3 separate regions of the Homo sapiens genome follow, and regions 1 and 2 are each linked to region 3. Evidence: chromatin loops called from intact Hi-C (ENCODE). Cell type or tissue: PC-9. All regions are shown on one strand. Region 1 overlaps SLC2A9 (solute carrier family 2 member 9). Region 2 overlaps WDR1 (WD repeat domain 1). Region 3 holds the start of LOC124900664 (a long non-coding RNA gene).

What was found. A loop is a pair of places that touch in the nucleus more often than their neighbours do. Peaks named below come from ENCODE experiments on the same cell type or tissue, not always from the same donor. Only the 100,000 strongest peaks of a DNase experiment are listed, where the experiment ranks them.
Region 1: a loop joins it to region 3, with 3 times the contacts of the local background. A loop is called at or near these places in 16 of 110 quality-filtered maps.
Region 2: a loop joins it to region 3, with 3 times the contacts of the local background. A loop is called at or near these places in 29 of 110 quality-filtered maps.

The regions. Positions count from the first base shown.
Region 1 is chr4:9,922,740-9,926,739 of GRCh38, forward strand. The region is part of intron 6 of SLC2A9 (solute carrier family 2 member 9); the gene reads right to left. Among named protein-coding and RNA genes, the nearest start is that of SLC2A9-AS1, 63 kb to the right of the region's middle. In PC-9, no CTCF peak of the experiment used is centred here; a DNase peak (open chromatin) is centred at 2,072.
Region 2 is chr4:10,104,706-10,108,705 of GRCh38, forward strand. All of the region lies in intron 2 of WDR1 (WD repeat domain 1), which reads right to left. Among named protein-coding and RNA genes, the nearest start is that of WDR1, 10 kb to the right of the region's middle. RefSeq lists a silencer at 2,102-2,151 and an enhancer at 2,762-3,493. In PC-9, no CTCF peak of the experiment used is centred here; a DNase peak (open chromatin) is centred at 2,016; H3K4me3 peaks cover 357 bases; H3K27ac peaks cover 2,079 bases.
Region 3 is chr4:10,005,655-10,009,654 of GRCh38, forward strand. The region is part of intron 2 of SLC2A9 (solute carrier family 2 member 9); the gene reads right to left. It overlaps LOC124900664 (a long non-coding RNA gene), which reads left to right and starts at 826. Exons shown (of 2, transcript XR_007058026.1): 1 at 826-1,038; 2 at 3,904-4,000. RefSeq lists enhancers at 281-1,480, 1,340-1,689, 1,970-2,019. In PC-9, no CTCF peak of the experiment used is centred here; DNase peaks (open chromatin) are centred at 757, 1,537 and 2,727; H3K4me3 peaks cover 1,993 bases; H3K27ac peaks cover 4,000 bases.

The DNA.
Region 1 (4,000 bases), 83 kb before region 3:
GTTCTTCTCCCATCCTTGTCACTTTCCATGTGTTATTCTCCATTGAAACTTCTGCTCTCCTAACTCGTTCTCAGACCTGCTTCCAGGAGAACCCAAACCTGCACCAAGGAGTTACCTGCCGGCGCCTCCCACACCCTTCAGCCCCTGCCTCTTCAGTGCCCTGCAGGACCCTGGCCCAAGCGCACCAGCCTTCTATTTCCCTAACTGCCAGGTAAGTCCGCCCCCCACCCCTCCATGACTCCCTCACTATTTTCAATCACTCCTAACAACGGCCTGTTGGGATTTGGGCTTGGAGTCCTCCCTATTCCACATGCACCCTTTCTGGCTGAGGGCTCACAGATATTCTTTTGAAAATAGCAAACATAGAAGACTGAGCTGGAGTCCTGAGGGGGCACCAAGGAGGGGGCATTTCAGGCTGCCAGAGAAGGCAGGGGCACTCTGGGCAGGAGGCAGAAGGATGGAAAGTTGTCTCCTATTCCTGGCACTAGGGAAAAGCAAGAGACATTCTGTAAGGTACATGGATGTGCTTTGGTCAAGGAATAGGCCGAGGCAAACATCCAGGCCAGAATGACTCAGTGAGTTTAGGTGCACAGGTGCATACTCCACTTGTTATATAACCTGTTTGTGTAAGTTCATACTTGGCTTGGAGCCACTATTGTTTGGGAAGGTATAACTGCCCTGCTGACACTGTACGGGGGCTCTTGGGCATGGCTCCACATGACTCTTGTGCAGCTGCTGGCACCCAGAGAAAGAGAGGAGAGGGATAACCAGAGCCGTCCATTTTGCAGATGGACAGAGGGGAGCCAGGGCAGGGTTCGGCACAGCACGGCATGGCACGGCTCACGCTTGTGCCCAGAGAGAGAAAGAGTTAAGCTGCTGACCCTGAAGGCAAGGGAGAGCTGGCCGTGCAGCTGAGCGTGGGAGCAGCTGGCTCAAGCAGCTGAGACAGAACGGACAGTGTATGAGAGCTGCTGATGAGAGAGCTGCTGAGTAAAACCATATTCACCTGCTTACGGCCCCCCGTCTGTTTTTTCAGCTACCTGTCCATCCATCCACCCTCCTTGGGCCTCAGTTGGGGCTGGAACCTGACACATTCATCTGCATATCTGGCTCTTTCCTCAATCTGGAATGTTCTTTTGACCTTTCTGCACCTGGCTACTTGCCTCGTTCTTTCAGCCTTATCTCAGACACCTCCAGGAAGCCTTCTCTGATGCTTTCCTGGCTGGACGACAAGGGAGGAGCAAGCCGAGGAGGGCCTTGAGTGTTTGCACGGAGATGAAGTTCCTGCCCACAGGTCACAGGGGGTGGCAAGACCTATAGTTCTGAGACCCCTGAAGGTGCCAGGCATGGGGCTTGGGAGCTGGGCATATGGTGATTAAAAAAAGAAAAACAACCCAGATTGTCCCATCCTCTGGTCCAGCCTCATTATCTTATGACCAACAAGGAACAAAGACAGAACCTGGTGCTTCAATTTGCTGACGTGTTCCTTGTGTCCCTGTAGCCGGCACTGCATGCCACCCATGTCTCTCCTGCACATGGACAGCTTCCTACACCCAGCACCCGTGCCTCTCCGCCTGCGGCTTTCCCTGGGCACAGGTGTGTGCTCAGCCCTCAGCAGTTAACACCCCCAGGAGCAGCCCTCGGTTAAGACAAAGCTGATGTTAACAGAGGTATACCTAGCTTCCTCACAGACACCTGAGTGAGTCCTACGCTGTCCCCCAGAGGTGACTGGGTGGGTGGGGTCCCAGTTGCCCACAGCTGACACCTGCTCATTATTGAACCTCAATGCCTCCTCCACTTCCCTGTGCCATTTCCCAGCTGGGGAAGTGATGCTTCCTCAATTGTACCCTCTCCTTCCCTGTCCCATTTCCCAGCTGGAGAAGTGGTGCTTCCTCAATTGCATCCTCCATTTCCCTGTCCCATTTCCCAGCTGGGCAAGTGGTGCTTCCTCGAGTCACCTCTCAAATAAACTTCCCATCTTCAAAACCTTGACTCAGGCTTTGGGGGCACCTGACAACAATCACAAAGTCACCTAAACTGGATGCCTGTGGTCACATAACCCAGACACTGCCTTCCGTGTCTGATTTGTCTGATCTAGTGACTAAGCCCCTTCAGCGTCTACAGTCCATGTGCTCCTCTCTGCCTGAGCCCAGGCCTGCCTTAGTTCAGGCCTCAGCCTCTCCCCACTGGGCTCATTATCCCCAGGCTAATCCCCAGGAAGATGATTGGGCCACTCTTCTGCACACAAATCTGTGCTGTCTTGCCCTTGCCAGCAGGATCCAGTCCAAATTCTCATCTGCCATGCAGAGCCTCCTCCCACGGTCCCTGTGGCATCTGGAGGCTCCCCCCATCTCTCTTGGCTGCTGCCCTGGAAAAGGCACTCGTCCTCCATTCCACATACCCCCATGGCCTTGCCTCTGTGCCCTGCTCGTGCTGTTCCTTGTGTCCAGAACACCCTGCCACTTTGTTGCCTGCCTAGGACATCCTTTTCCGAGGATCCCCTCAGCAGTTACATCTTTTGGAGACCTTCCCTGCCCCCATGATGGCTAATCACTGTTACCCTCTCATCCGGGTCGCTCTTGCACCTGTGTCTGTCTCTCTTGTGCACTTTCACTCTTGTCTGGGGCGTTCTGTCTGCACACCTGCTGTGCCCACCCCTGGGAGCGCCCCCTGACCAGGGGCCATTTAAGGGATGCTGTGTTACTGTGGAAAGGGGTGGGCCTTGGAGTCGGAGCAACCTGGGCTTCACACCCAGCCCTGTCTCTGCTAAAAGACCCCAGACTAGTTACCTATTCTGCCCGCCCCATGCTTGTTCTTCCATGAAACAGAAATAATAAAACCTACCTATGAGGTTGTTTTGGGGAATAAAATCAATGTGTGTTAAGTGTTGGCACATAATTTGTGTTCAATAAACAATTATTGTTATTTTATTTCCTCTCTGTTGAGCCTTGCATAGAATGTACATCCAACCCATGTGTTTTGAATGAAATAGTAAAAATCAAGACTCAGGTGACAGGGAAGGAGAAGGAGCATGTTATAAACACAGAAGCGGGGGAGGGCTGAGCAAACAGGAACAGAGGAAAATTATGCTAGATGTCAACCAAATTGCATCAGCAGGGGGGCCAGTATCTGTTCGGTGTTCTCCCTACTGTTCCGGGCATGGTGTGATTTTCCAATGGCAGGCTCCCCATGGTCCTCAGACACCTTCAGAGCACAGCAGAGTGACAGACACTGATGCATCTGGGGGTGGCCCACATACGACTGCAAGCAGATGAGATGGAGCCCGCCAGCCTCCCTTGGGGTCCTCAGAGAGCCACGCTGTTAGCACAGGTGCCATCCTGGCCTGGAGACCCCTCCAGGTGTCTGTACACCTGCTGAGCCCACACCTGGGAGTGCCCCCTGAGCAAGAGCCACTTAAGGGACGTTGTGGTACAGTGGGAGAGGGCAGGTCTTGGAGCTGGAGAAACCTGGGCTTCACATTGTCTCAGGGCCAATGGGTGCTCACTAATGCAAACACACATTGTCTCAGGACCAGTGGGTGTTCACCAATGCAAACACACATTGTCTTGGGCCAATTGGTGCTCACCAATGCAAACACACATTGTTTCGGGGCCAATGGGTGCTCACAAACAAATCCTGGCTGCACCATTTTCTATCTAGTATGATACCAGGTGAAGTATTTAATGTTTCCATGCCTGAGTTTCCTTGTCTGTAAAATAAACATAATAGCATTGGTGGTGTAACCAGTGTTCGATGTTGGCACACACAAAGTCCTCAGAACGGTATCTGGCTCTTGATGAGCAAGGAGCATTATGAATATACATGCTATCACTGTGGGGTACTTGCTACATTCTCCCTCTCCCTTTCATCTTTAGCCTGGCAGAGGGTACAAAATGCTATAACCTTCTGTTGTGGGTTGAATTGTGTCTTCATAAACATATGCTGAAGTCCTAACCCCTGGTAGCTGTGAATGTGAACTTACTTGGAAATAAGACCTTTG
Region 2 (4,000 bases), 99 kb after region 3:
ACACACACACACACTGGGCTGCTCTCAATCTGTCTCCACAGTGAAGCTTTCTTTCAGGAGGGAATAAAGACATGGCCATCTAATCTCTGCTACCTACTGTCAGCTTTTTACAAACCAAGTGCTCTTTGAAAGAGGCAGCTTCCCGCCAGCTTGAGGCTTAGGACACACCAGACTCCTGTGAGGGTGCCCGGGCACCCCTAGCATGACCCCACCTGCTGCCACCCCACCCCTCATCTCCCTTAGACCCCTCCTCAAGACCTGAGGGGCCCCCATCTCACGAGACTGAGACCACAGAAGTACAGACCCTGATTCCTGCCCACCTTCTGCCATCCTGTTTAAGCTCCACGTCTGTGTGTAGTCTGTGCCCTTGGCCAGCACCTCTCCCTGCCTACGGACACCCACTCACCCATCAGGCCTAACGGAAGCGTTCCCTCCTCCATGAAGCCTCCAAGTATGGCCCAAGCTATCCGTATCAACTCTTCTGTGCTTCCAGATCATTTAACATGTCCACCGGGATGGCACAACACACATCATAGTCCCTAGCATTCCTGTCCATCTCCTCCAACTCTGCTGTGCCCTGCTTAACATGACCTTTATCTCACTAGCCATCTCAATAAGTGGTTTGGGGGAGAAAAAAAGAAGTACACACAGACCTTCTCTTTCATCCCTAAGACTTAACACAGCATTATGTGATATAATAGACACCAGTCATAAATTAATCCATTTTGGGATAATCGTTCGCCAGTGAAATTAGAATGTATCAAGGTGTCTATCCAAAGAAGATACTACGAATGACAAGTAAGCACATGAAAAAGCGCTCAGTGTCATTAGTCTTGGGAAATGCAAGTCAAAACTACAACAGAATACCACTCCATACTCACTAGAATCAATAAAAAGAAAAGACTGACATCACCAAGTGCTGGCAAGGGTAGAGGGGTGGGGACACTGGAATGTTCACACTGCTGGTGGAAATGCAAAATGGTACAGTTGGAAAAGAGTTGGGCAGGTTATTTATAAACCTAAACAGACACTACTCACACCAAACACCAGCAACCCCACTCCTAGGTATCTGCCCTGGAGAAATGGAAGCATGTGTCCACCAAAAGACACAGGAGCAATGTTCACAGAAGCTTTCTTTGCAATGGCCAAAAACTGGAAATACCCAAATATCCATCAACAGGTGAACAGAGAAACAGGCAACACACCGCACTGCTTAGTGATAGAAAGGAACAAAGTGCAAATGCACTCAACACCAGCTATCAATCGCCAACATGTTATGCAAAGTGAAAAAGCCAGACAGAAAAGACTACACATTGCCTCTCACTTCATATGAAAGAAGATTTTAGAAAAGGCAACCCCAATGACAGAAAGCAGATAAGCAGCTGCTGGGGGTGAGGGTGGAAGGGGTGGCGGGGGCGGGGGGCACCCTCCGGAGTGACAGGAATGTTCTGTCATGACAGGGGTGGTGCTTATGGGACTATATAGGTCATCTGTCAAGATCCAAGCCACACACTGAATACAGACAAATTCTACTGTATCTAAAGTACACCTCAATAAAACTAAGATGCTGGCTATTTATTAAATGTCTGCCCAATCCAACCCTCTCCCACTCCAATTAGTCCTTCATATTCTGACACTGACACATCCCTACCCAAAGCACCTGGCAAGAAAATGATCCACTTAACAGGCAGCCCCTCCAAGACCCTGTTCGGTGTACACTCACAGCTGACTGGGGATGGGGGAGGTCTCACGCTCACATACAGGGGCACCTGCCCATCCCGCCAGACAGATGGCCTCGTGGGCTCTCCCAGCCTGGACGACCTCCTCCCCAGGCCGTGCTGCCGTAGAAAGGGTGGGGCTCCCATGGGCCTTCCGCTGGGGAGGGCATCCAGAGATGGAAGATGCCTGGGCAGGGGCATGAGAGGAAGTTCTGCCCCTAAAAATTCCTTCCCCTAAATGGTCAGGGCTGTGTGTAAAAACCCCAAAGGGCAACAGAATCCTGCCAGCTGATGAATCACTCACTCTCGTTTGTATTCTAAATACAACTGGGTCAGCGGTGGGGGCTGAGATACTCCAAACTGCAGATAATGACTTACATCTGAGTCAGAGCAGCCTCCTCCCCAGCTCCTCAGCTCGCAGAGGGAGGCTGCTTACTACACCCAGAAAGATACCTCACACCCCCACGTGTCACTCGGCCTGTGAGGCTCTGTCCCCATCAGCTGGGTCGAGATGGCACCTTGACACCCTCAGTGTGCCCCTCTCCCCCCAGCCTCCTCCCCCTCCTTCCATCTTGGGGAAGAAGAATGAGATTGGGGGTTGAGAAGCTTATTTGGGGAAAAACTCTGGAATGGGGAAAACGAGACAGGGAGGGCAGGAAGCCAATTCCAGGAGCCCCAGTGCTACTGTAGGCAAAAGTTCTGTCTCCCCATCTCCCTGGGGGCCTGGGGGAGACCACCATGAGCAGCCTTGGAGTTGCCCACTCAGGGACACCCCTCCTCCCAGGCTTTCTTCTCATGCTGCTGCAGGCTGGGCCAGCTCTGGCAGTGGGAGGCTGCCGTTCAGTCCTCACCACAGGCCTGCCCAGTTTTCCTTGCCAACTCCCAACCCATCTTCTCTTTTACCTCCACCATTTTCAATGCAGTCCTCCTGTTCTTCCTGGGAAGAGCGATAACTGCTTTGGAATGCATCTCCACCCTCCACCAAGCCGGTAGTCTTCAAATCCCGACCCTGATTACCTCACGGTCCGGCTTGCAACCCACCCTTCCTGAGCTCCCTCCAGGCTTCAGCCCACTCGTCGCTACCCTGCTGCCGCCCTGACGTTGCCAGCCACTCCTTGGGCTGACTACCCCAACCCATGGCCCCTCACCCCAACCCTTGAGGATAGAACAGGTGCAGCCCCTCTACCTTGCTGGCCCCAGACCCCTTCCCCAGTGGCCTCCACACCTGGGGGCTAGGGCCTGTGAGGGCCAGAGCTGGGGCTGGGATAAGACCTCGAGACAAGCCCCAGAATTCTGCCACCACCCCTGGAGGAGTCCGGGGGCCTCTGAGGACATGAAGGACACCAGCCAGCAATCAAGGAGTCACACACGCGAGCAGACCCAGGACCCACGGACTTCGGCAAGTGACAGCATGTAACAGCACCCAGCCCTGCCAACACAGGGCCTGGTTCAAGGCCCAGTGGTGCCCATTTGAAGCAGAAGCTTTGGACTTGACCCGGGAGGCCATTCTACTCTGTCACACTATGCTCAGGTCCCACCAGCCCCCACCTCCCACCTGTGCACTGAGGCATCCTGCCCAGGAATAGCTGGTCTTTTTCTGAGAATCCTGTTGAATGGCAAACCTAAACATACTCCCCCCCGGCACCTGTACAATGTCTGTGCCGCCTTTGAGACTCGCTATAATACACAGGTCATGCAAACAAGCACACAGAAGCGACATTTCCGTAACTCTGTTATGCCCCAGGCAGCAACATTTACAATTAGTGAGCCCTGAGCCCCTCAAAGCTCTCTTACTTTCCTATGTCCTCCCAGTCTCAGGTGGGTGACGGAGGGGCCAGAGGTCACTACTCCAATTTACAGGTAGGCTGTGATGACCCTGGGTCCTGGGGCTTGGGTCTCAAGGCTTGCCACTGGTATCTCAGCTCCTGGCCCACAGTGAACCTGATGGAACATGCTAGAAGGTTGGAGATACCTGCCCAAGCAAAAAACATTTCAGCAGATGACGACACAACACTGATGAAGGGGCCTGCTGTGCCCTCCTTTAGCTGCCAACTGTCCCCGGGAACCCCAGAGAAAGTCTCAGGCGTCCTCCATGGTCCACCCAGGCCAAGTGAGCGTGAGCTTCCAGTCAGGGCACTGGCTTTGTAAATACTCCAAGTTCCTGCAAGCAACAGAGGCTGAAAGCTGTTACTGCTGTAACTGACCTGTGCAAATATAACTGGCCAGGGCCCTTATGTTCACTGGTGACTACAACTAAGGCCAAGGCTGAATGACAGCAAAAA
Region 3 (4,000 bases):
CTAAACTGCAAACAACTGAATAAAAGGCTACATGGTTAAAGCAAAGGAAGCTTAAGAAAGAGCCAAGAGTTCTGGATTTAACACTTGCTTGCATCACTGAGTCTTTCTGTGGCCTTGGGTGATCTTAAGCAATCTGTGTGCCTCTCTGGAAGTGCTGTCAATGTTAAAGGTAGTTGGAATTGGCTTTTTTCCACTCTCAGCTCTGCCACTTCTTTGCTGGGTGACCTTGAGTAAGTTACTTAACCTCTCTGCGCCTCAGGTTCCTCATCTGTTAAATCATTGCCCTCCTTGAAGAGTTACTGTGAAGATTTAATGAGAGAATGAAGATACAGCACAGTGCTGGGTCGATATGAAGTACACAATAAAAACCGGAAATTGGGGTGGTTGGTGGTAGTGTTGTTGATATTTTTACTGCTATATTTGTAAAATAAGGGGCCTAGGCTCATTTATTTGTCAGATTCAAGAATCCATGAATCACTTACCATTATCTCCCAGGCCAGGAACCTGGGGACCAAGCCTCTGGACATAAAATTGAACTCTGCAATTCCCAGCCAAGACTGGCTTAGAGCATCTCCAAATAATAAAAGAAATTGCCAGACAATGGGAGGCAAATTACCTCGTAGCCCGTTTAACAATATTAATGTGCCTTACTGATTCACACAGAGCCTCCCGTGAACTCACTTGGAACGATTCTCAGGAGTCCTGTAAAAATACACGGAAGTAACACTTGGTAGCTGGGCCAGAGTACACACACCATTGCATAAGAGAGGAAGTCATGCCACAATGCCTTAGGGCTTTATAAAGACAGTCTGCACCACTGAACACACTGGCACAGGGAAGAACGCAGTCCAGAAGTCCTTAAAAAAGTACCCATTGTTGAACCAGGCCCTCTGAAGTTAGGGCCCCACAAGAACAAAATTCCACAATCCCAGCAGTGCTACCTAATGTCGCCTGGCTCCCCGAGGTAAGGCCTCCTGTGTAGAAAAGAGCTCTCACAGCACGCCTGAGACTTCTCTTCCTAGAAAAGCCTGCTGCAGGGTAAGTCCCGGGCTTGCATCTGGGAACTTGGATGTTGGAAGGGTTGCCACCGTTCCCAGATCTGGTAAGAGTGACTCAGTGTACCTAAACTGTGCAAACAGTGTGGTTTATGCTGTCTCAGTGTGGTTTATATCTGCTTTCTTTCTGGGAATCTGGAATTTTCTGCTTGCCAAGCAGAGAGTGCCTATGTGACCACCCCCCGAGAAAAACCCTGGACTCCAAGTCTCTAATGAGTTTCCTTGTTAGACAAATTTCACAAGAGTTGTCACAACTCGTTGCTGTGGGGATGAAGCGCGTCCCGTGAGGCTCTGCTAGAAGAGTTCTTTGGAGCTTGCCCCTGGTTTCCTCTGGACTTCACCCCTGCACCTTTTTCCTTTGCTGACTTAGCATTGTGTTCCACCACTGTGATCAGTCATAGCTGTGAGTACTACCGCATTCCTGTGCCAACGCCTGTGACTCATGCCAGTGAATTATCCTACCTGAAGGTGGTGTTGGGTGACCCCAGTACACCTCCCTTGTCCTAAGGAAAAAACTCAGCTCCCATTTTGGCTTGACTTGAGCATTAGGTTTGCAGGTTTGTGGTGTTTTTTCCTCCTCCCCAAGTGATTCTCCCAGAGGAGCCTGGCTGACTCACTGGGAAAGAGGCTCCTGTGCCTCCAGACACCTGAGACTATTTTGTTCCCACAGTTAGCTTTCAGAATGAAATGAAACATGATGAAAGAGGAAACATCAATTACAAGCAACAGCCAGGCAAGTAAGGCTTTCAGAGCCTCCTGGGTTTCCCCTCAGCCACCTTTGCAGTGAGGGGGCAGCCAAATGCTTGGGTTTAATTAGTTGAAACATAAAGAAGGTAAGTTTCATTGTCTATTTGGCCCCAGGCAGAAGCAGAGAAGTGAATGCACTCCCAATATTATTCTTATTCAATCACAGTCCTGAGCCTTCCTCCTGCTGGAACATTCTTTTGAGAGGTTGCATAGCTGTGTTTACAGGGAACAGTGCATTTTCGCAGACTTGAGATGATATTTTGCTCTCCTTTTTGCATATCCTCCGGTTGGCCGGAATGAAAAGGGCAAATTGTTTTCATTACCAGTCAATTCACTTCTGGATGCTTGAGGTAGCAGGGGCCCCGTCTGCAACATCAATTCTGGAATAACTCATTTATAGAATGGGAATAAGAACCCCTAGCTTGTAGATGAGGCCGCCAGAAGGATGAAATGAGGTGTGTGAAGTCCCGAGCATGATGTCAGCATACAGCAGGTGCTCAATAAATTTCAGGGTCTTCCCCTATGGGTCAGAAATAGGGTGCTTCTAGTTTCACTTGTCTGGTTTGTTCACACCAGCTGTGCAACTCCAACACAGCCCTCCAAGTTTCCCTACCTCCCATCTTGCTGGATCAGCTATCCCCAGCTCTCTGGCTGCAGCAACCACTGCCCCCACTGCACTAAGCTGAGCTTCCTGGAGATTTGATGGGACCGAGTTCCTTTCCCCATTTGGCTCAACAAAGGCATTTTTCTTGGAGAAACTTTATGAAATGAGAAAATTCTATATCAAAGAGGCAGGCTGTCCAGCTCTAATCGCTGGGACCTCCAGGGCATGGTGCGGGGGGAGTTGGCACTCACAGCCTGGGACACCTGGACACCAACGCCCCAGGCTGGAAAAGGTCCCTGGGCCCTCATCAGTCAGCAGCTGTGCTGGCTCTGATCAAATCAAACCAAACCAAACAATGACTCACAGATCCCAATTTAAACAATGCAGCAGCATCTCATATTAGAGAAAAATTGGAAACAACCTCAGAGGCCCACATTAGGAAGATAGGACATCACAGGAGGCAGCTCCACACTGCTGTTAAACATCCTGGTGATGCAGAACTTCCAATAGCATAGAAAGGTGCTTACAAATAAATAGTAAGCCAAAAAAGAGAGTATTAAACAGTATATATGATGATCTTCAGAAAAAAGAGTGGATTTAGATGACACATTAAAAGCGGCCTCTGGATGGAGTCTGGGTTTTGACTGTGTTCAGGCCCAAGTGTACCATCTATTAGCTAGGTAGCCTTAGGCCAGTCACTCAATCTCTCCCTTATTTGTAATACAGGGTTATCAGCATAAATCTGCCATGTGGGGCTGGTATACAAATGAGAGAGATCATCTCTCACTCACAGAAGAATGTTTGTATGTGTAGCTTCATTATCAAATTTCTGTGCGGTGGTTTTTTTTTTTTTTTTTCCTAATGGAAGTCTGTTGCTTTTATAGTTACTGAGATAAAGTGAGACAAAAGCAAGAGTAAAACTGAAAAGAGCGGGGGGTGAGGGGACAAAACTCTGGGATTCAGAGATACCCATTTCATAGACATAATTGCCCGTTGTTTCTGCAGTGACACAATGCACAGGGTCCTCCTGTAATCTCAGCCCTCTTCCACCAAAGTCTTGAGCCCTGCTATGCCTCCCCCTCACCCCAACCAGAACTTATGTCGTTTGACACAGTCTCTGCTCATCATTCCCTCCTGGTTTCCTTGAGAATGGGTCTCAGGCCACACCAGAGGCACCTGCCAGGCGACATGCTTCTTTCTCTAAGAGCGCCTGGGTTCCCAGAGCAGCCTGCTAAGATGGCATTATGGGGTGGGATTAACTGAAAGCACCAGAACTTGCTTTTGGGTTCTCTCTCTGTTGGTTCACTTGAATCTTGTTTGATCAGGTTCTAACATCTGTGGCTAACTGGGCAGCTCTACCCTTATAGAGGGAAATGTTGATTTTGCTTTTTATTATCATTTGTTTATCTGCCTTTAGGGAAGGAGCAGACAGGAGAAAATAATAGAATATACCATTTATGCTGGGAAATGCATTGAGTCAACTTAATTGCTCTACAGAAACCCTGGGCTTAAATACTAACACCATGAAGGACAAGAGTCTGTGTCTCCCCTCCCAAGAAGACAAAACATGGCTAACTCAAAAACCACTGGAAAA